Regions from separate parts of the Homo sapiens genome. Here region 2 is linked to region 1. Evidence: chromatin contacts called from ENCODE Hi-C or POLR2A ChIA-PET data. All regions are on one chromosome and are shown on one strand. Each heading gives the region's core, a stretch centred on a gene start or an enhancer-like site at or near the end of the contact. The rest is flanking DNA. Distances are from core to core; before and after follow the strand shown.

Evidence for each region. A loop is a pair of places that touch in the nucleus more often than their neighbours do. ChIA-PET counts read pairs that join two places held with the same protein, here RNA polymerase II (POLR2A). Pooled maps may share reads with other maps.
Region 2: a map of PC-9 shows a loop between it and region 1 (18-fold over the local background). The contact joins the enhancer-like site here to the promoter of SLC50A1 in region 1. A Hi-C loop is called at or near these places in 2 of 168 maps with a recorded cell type or tissue (PC-9 and naive thymus-derived CD4-positive, alpha-beta T cell), 7 of 37 single-sample maps with no recorded cell type and 16 of 50 pooled maps. POLR2A ChIA-PET finds 5 or more read pairs at or near these places in 4 of 52 experiments (HEK293T, MCF 10A, activated B cell and 1 more).

Annotation. Positions count from the first base shown.
Region 1 is chr1:155,134,272-155,137,267 of GRCh38, forward strand. SLC50A1 (solute carrier family 50 member 1) reads left to right here and starts at 1,581. Exons shown (of 6, transcript NM_018845.4): 1 at 1,581-1,720; 2 at 2,028-2,105; 3 at 2,557-2,680. The coding sequence starts at 1,641. It overlaps EFNA1 (ephrin A1), which reads left to right. Exons shown (of 5, transcript NM_004428.3): 5 at 1-628. RefSeq lists an enhancer at 1,022-1,111 and a silencer at 1,382-1,621.
Region 2 is chr1:155,223,467-155,226,462 of GRCh38, forward strand. It overlaps the pseudogene GBA1LP. Among named protein-coding and RNA genes, the nearest start is that of MTX1, 16 kb to the left of the region's middle. Within about 2 kb of position 1,450, at least 9 of the 41 ENCODE cell types and tissues checked have a DNase peak (open chromatin) inside an H3K27ac peak, as active enhancers do; they include PC-9, where a contact is called at or near this core.

The DNA.
Region 1 (2,996 bases), core at 331-2,830:
CCACCTTCACCTCGGAGGGATGGAGAAAGAAGTGGAGACAGTCCTTTCCCACCATTCCTGCCTTTAAGCCAAAGAAACAAGCTGTGCAGGCATGGTCCCTTAAGGCACAGTGGGAGCTGAGCTGGAAGGGGCCACGTGGATGGGCAAAGCTTGTCAAAGATGCCCCCTCCAGGAGAGAGCCAGGATGCCCAGATGAACTGACTGAAGGAAAAGCAAGAAACAGTTTCTTGCTTGGAAGCCAGGTACAGGAGAGGCAGCATGCTTGGGCTGACCCAGCATCTCCCAGCAAGACCTCATCTGTGGAGCTGCCACAGAGAAGTTTGTAGCCAGGTACTGCATTCTCTCCCATCCTGGGGCAGCACTCCCCAGAGCTGTGCCAGCAGGGGGGCTGTGCCAACCTGTTCTTAGAGTGTAGCTGTAAGGGCAGTGCCCATGTGTACATTCTGCCTAGAGTGTAGCCTAAAGGGCAGGGCCCACGTGTATAGTATCTGTATATAAGTTGCTGTGTGTCTGTCCTGATTTCTACAACTGGAGTTTTTTTATACAATGTTCTTTGTCTCAAAATAAAGCAATGTGTTTTTTCGGACATGCTTTTCTGCCACTCCATATTAAAACATATGACCATTGAGTCCCTGCTAAGTGCGAGGCTCTCTGTGCTACAACAGTAGCAACTGGGTTTGAATTTCTTTCTCTCCAAAGAATGTGTGCCCCTCACGAGGCCAAAAGGGTGGGATGTTTCCTCCTCTGAGGGCTGTCCAGGACCGGAGTGCTCCTGACAGCTGTCTCTCGGGTTCTGAGCTGCACTCCACTCTGGAAGTTCTTCCTATCCGACCTCTACCCCACTCCCACTCCGTCACCGCAGGGCTTTGGCATACTACCATTCAGGTACTCACGCTGTTTCGGTGAGTCAGGGAAGCTGGGAACGCCAGCTGAGGCATGCGGCCCCGCCCCACAGCCACACTAGCAGAGACGTGTGGGAGGCTGGGAGGGAAAGTTCCCAGTAACAAGTGGGTTGGACCGGGGGTCAGTGATAGAGGCGTCAGTGGATTGGCCACGTCATGTAAAGTTGACCCGAGAGGGAGGGCAAAAGAGGAAGGCTTGGTGATTCCTGGTAATGTGTTATTTTGAGAAAAAGCTTCGGCAGCACACTCCAGAAAAAAACTTCCCAAACCCTGGGCAACTGAGGTTCTGATGTGGAGCTCTGGATGGAAAGCGTGCTGAAGTCTTGTTAAACTAGCAAGCTTTTGTTTGGAGGTCCACCGCCGAAGGCGCACAGGCCTGTGGGAACACGAGCGTTGAGACTGGGGGCGTCTAGATGATCCAAGGGGTAGGCAGAGTGTGAGCAGCGGCAGGTATCGGGGACACACCCGCGGAGCCCTAGGAAGGGGACTGACCGGGACATGGAAGAGGTCTGGACCAGGGTACTGGGAAGGCGCTCGGAGGAGAGGGGCGCGAGTTCCGGTTCGGCGTCGGAGGGAGGGTGGGGCTTCGGCGCAGTTTCCGGAGGGACGGCCCGAGCGTGCGGGGGCGGAGCCGAGTGCGCGGGGCGGGGCTCCAGAGCCGCAGGTCTGGGCTGCAGTAGGTCCCGGCAACCGCAGGCTCGCGGCGGGCGCTGGGCGCGGGATCCGACTCTAGTCGTAATGGAGGCGGGCGGCTTTCTGGACTCGCTCATTTACGGAGCATGCGTGGTCTTCACCCTTGGCATGTTCTCCGCCGGCCTGTGAGAGTGCGGCCGGGCTGGGTTGGGGAGGACTAGGCAGTCAGGAAAGGAGAGAGAGGGGACAGAGACGTGGCCACAGCACCTGGCTCGTCCGGAACCGGGATCAAAGTGGGATCGGGTCGAGGGGACCGGGGTACAAGGGCGAGGCTGGTCACTAGGCCTGAAGGAGAAGGCAGGATAGCTGGCGGGGGGGAGAGGGGGCGGGGTCTGCGGTGGTCCGGAAAGGATGACAGGCATTGGGCATCCCCCTCTAGCACTCTGCTTCTCCCTTCCCACCCCCACCCCTCCCTTCGGGGCCCCATTACAGCTCGGACCTCAGGCACATGCGAATGACCCGGAGTGTGGACAACGTCCAGTTCCTGCCCTTTCTCACCACGGAAGTCAAGTGAGGGGCCGACGGCTGCGGTAGTGGGAAAGGCTACCAGAGGGAGGTGGGGGCGGGGCAGGAGGAGCAAGAGTGAAAGAGGTTTGGCCGGGCGCGGTGGCTCACGCCTGTAATCCCTGCACTTTGGGAGGCCGAGACGGGCGGATCACGAGGTCAGGAGATCCAGACCATCCTGGCTAACACGGTGAAACCCCGTCTCTACTAAAAATACAAAAAATTAGCCGGGCGTGGTGCCGGGCGCCTGTAGTCCCAGCTACTCGGGAGGCTGAGGCAGGAGAATGGCGTGAACCCAGGAGGCGGAGCTTGCAGTGAGCCGAGATCGTGCCACCGCACTCCAGCCTGGGCGACAGAGCGAGACTACGTCTCAAAAAAAAAAAAAGAGTGAAAGACCCTTTGGGTCCTCCTCTCACACTGAACCCTTTGAGCCATGTCCATCCCCTCCACCCTGCAGCAACCTGGGCTGGCTGAGTTATGGGGCTTTGAAGGGAGACGGGATCCTCATCGTCGTCAACACAGTGGGTGCTGCGCTTCAGACCCTGTATATCTTGGCATATCTGCATTACTGCCCTCGGAAGGTAGAGGCCCTCCCTTGGACCCACCTATCTGCTGCACGCCCTGCCTTGCTGGCAGGGCAAACACTATTTCCTAGAAGACTGTAACAGCTGGCACTGCCACCTTTTCCAGGAAGGCCTCTCCAGCCTTGCAGGTCCCCTTCCTCTATGAAGCCAGCCTTCTGAGATGAACACATTGCCCCCATTTAGGCAAGGCTGGTAGCTCTGCCTAGCCTGAGATGCCTATGCTGCCTGCCCTGGGCTTCAGCCAACAAGCTAAGGGGAAAGGGCTTTTGTCTCTGATATTTCTTTCAGAGCCAGGGCCTGTGGGTGAGAATGA
Region 2 (2,996 bases), core at 200-2,699, 89 kb after region 1:
AGCACAGAGTAGGTGCTCAAAAAAGTACTTTTTATACAGATGAATGAACAACTACTACCAGTTAACCTAGAACCTGTCCTTTCAGCTCTAGTTTTTAATTGTAATTTTATTTTATTTTAGAGACAGGGTCTTGGCACAATCACAATTCACTGCAGCTTTGACCTCTCAGGCTCAATTGGATCCTCCCACCTCAGCCTCCATAGTAGCTGGGACTACAGGTACATGCCACCATGCCCAACTAATTTTTGAAATTTATTTTTAGAGATGGGGTCTTCCTATGTTGCCCAGGCTGGTCTCGAATTCCTGAGGTCAAGCAATCCACCTGCCTCAGCCTCCCAAGGTGCTGGGATTATAGGCGTGAGCCATCACTCACCTCTAGTTTCTGGCCTGAGGGTATATTACTCTCCCTGATTACTGACACCAAAAATGATTTCACTCTTGGGTGGGACCTCTGCTGCCCCTTACCCACTAGGGTGTGGGTTTTTTTGGTTTGTTTTTGTCTTTTTTAAGACAGGGCCTCACACTGTCATCCAGGCTGGAATGCAATGGTGTGATCCTGGCTCACTGCAGCCTCGACCACCTGGGCTCAAGGGATCCTCCCACCTTAGCCTCCTGAGTAGCTGGGACCAGAAGTGCACACCACCACACCAAGCTAATTTTTTAACTTTTTATAGAAACAGGTTGCCTAGACTGGTATCGAACTCCTGAGCTCAAGCAATCCTCTTGCCTTGGTTTCCCAAAGTGCTGGAATTACAGGCGTGAGCCACTGAGTCTGACCTTAGGGTGTGGTTTTACCATTGGATTCATGTGATTTACCAATGCTTCAACAGTAACCACAACATTCAATGTACAGCCCAGTGCAGATGGAAGGTCCTTGTACCTCATATGATCTCTTCCAATTTTTCGCAAGATAATAGTCAGTCTTTCATGAGTGCTTATTACATGCACTAGCCTGACAACTCTACATTACAGATAAGAAAATTAAGACTTAGAGGCCAGACGCGATGGCTCACACCTGTAATCCCAACACTTTGGGAGGCCGAAGCGGGCGGATCACAAGGTTAGGAGATCGAGACCATCCTGGCTAACACGGTGAAACCCCGTCTCTACTAAAAATACAAAAATTTAGCCAGGCGTGGCGGTGTGCGACTGTAGTCCCCGCTACTCGGGTGGCTGAGGCAGGAGGATGGCGTGAACCCGGGAGGCGGAGCTTGCAGTGAGCCAAGATCGTGCCACTGCACTCCAGCCTGGGTGACAGAGCGAGACTCCATCTCAAAAAAAAAAAAAAAGAAAAGAAAACTAAGACTTAGAGAAGTTAAATATGTGGCAGAGTGAAGCCTAAGCTCATATCTGTCCTAATCTAAATTCCAAGCAGTTCTGAGTCATCAGGTCACACAGACTGCTTCTCACATGCTTCAGGAATGCCTTTTCAGTCTTCCTTAAAGGTTGCAAACAGTTGCAAAGCAAATTTCATGGTTCCTGTTTCTTCAAAATCTCAAAGCTCTTCATTCAGCCAGGCATGGTCGCTGGAGCGTGTATATTCAACCACTTGAGAAGATGAGGATCTTTTGAGCCCAGGAGTTTGAGACGAACCTGGGCAACATAGGGAAAGCCCTGTCACCTAAAAAAATAAATAATACAACCAGCTCTTCATTTAGAGGCAAGCACAAAATAGGTGCTCAATGTTTGTTGAATGAGTGAGTTGTTACCAACCATACCCCATTATTCAAGGTCCTGCTTGTCAGTGTTTCAGGAAGTGTTCTTGGCAAAGGAGTGGTGAACTTCAGGAAGAATGATGCTGACTCCGAACACAATTATTTATTTATTTATTTATTTATTTATTTATTTATTTATTTACTTATTGAGACAGAGTCTCGCTCTGTAGCCCAGGCTGGAGTGCAATGACGTGATCTCCGCTCACTGCAACCTCTGCCTCCCAGGTTCAAGCAATTCTCCTCCTTCAGCCTCCCAAGTAGCTGGGATTACAGGCGCCCGCCACTACGATCGGAGAATGTTTTGTATTTTTAGTAGAGACAGGGTTTCGCCATGTTGGACAGGCTGGTCTCAAACACCTGACCTCATGTGATCCACCCACCTCGGCCTCCCAAACTGCTGAGATTACAGGCTTGAGCCAGTGTGCCCAGCCTGAACACAATTATTAAAGTCAAAGTGAGACCTAACAGTGGAACTTTGGTTGCGGCTACAGGAAATATGGATTCAAATACTGAACACCAGCTGGGCACAGTGGCTCACGCCTACAATCCTAGCACTTTGGGAGGCTAAGGTAGGAGGACAGCAGAGCCCAAGAGTTCGAGACAAACCTGGCCAACATGGTAAAACGAAAAAATTAACCAGGCATGGTGATGCACACCTGTAGTCTCAGCTGAGGTGGGAGGATCGCCTGAATTGAGGTAGTGGAGGCTGCAGTGAGCTGTGTTCCTGCCACAGCACTCCAGCCTGAGCAACAGAGCAAGACCTTGTCTCTAAATAAATAAACACAACAAAAATAAAACAAATACTGAGCCAGGTGTGGTGGCTCCTGCCTGTAATCTCAGCACTTTAGGAGGCTGAGATGGGCAGATCACTTGAAGTCAGGAGTTCGAGACCAGCCTGGACAACATGATGAAATCTCTACTAAAAATACAAAAATTAGCTGGGACTGATGGCGCTAATCCCTGCTACTCAGGAGGCTGAGGCAGAATTGCTTGAACCTGGAAGGCGGAGGCTGCAGTGAGCCAAGATCACCCCCACTGCTCTGGGTTGCAGTGAGCCAAGATCACACCACCTGGGTGACAGAGCAAGACTGCATCTCAAAAAAAAAAAAAAGAAAGAGAAAAGAAAAGAAAGAGAGAGAGAGAGAAGGAAGGAAAGAAAGAAAGAAAAAGAAAAAGAAAGAAAGAAAGAAAGAAAGAGGAAGAAAGAAAAATAAAAGCATAGAGAGTGCTGGAGCAGTGTGAGTGAGATGGATAGTGGTAAAAGGTGACCTTGGAAAAGGA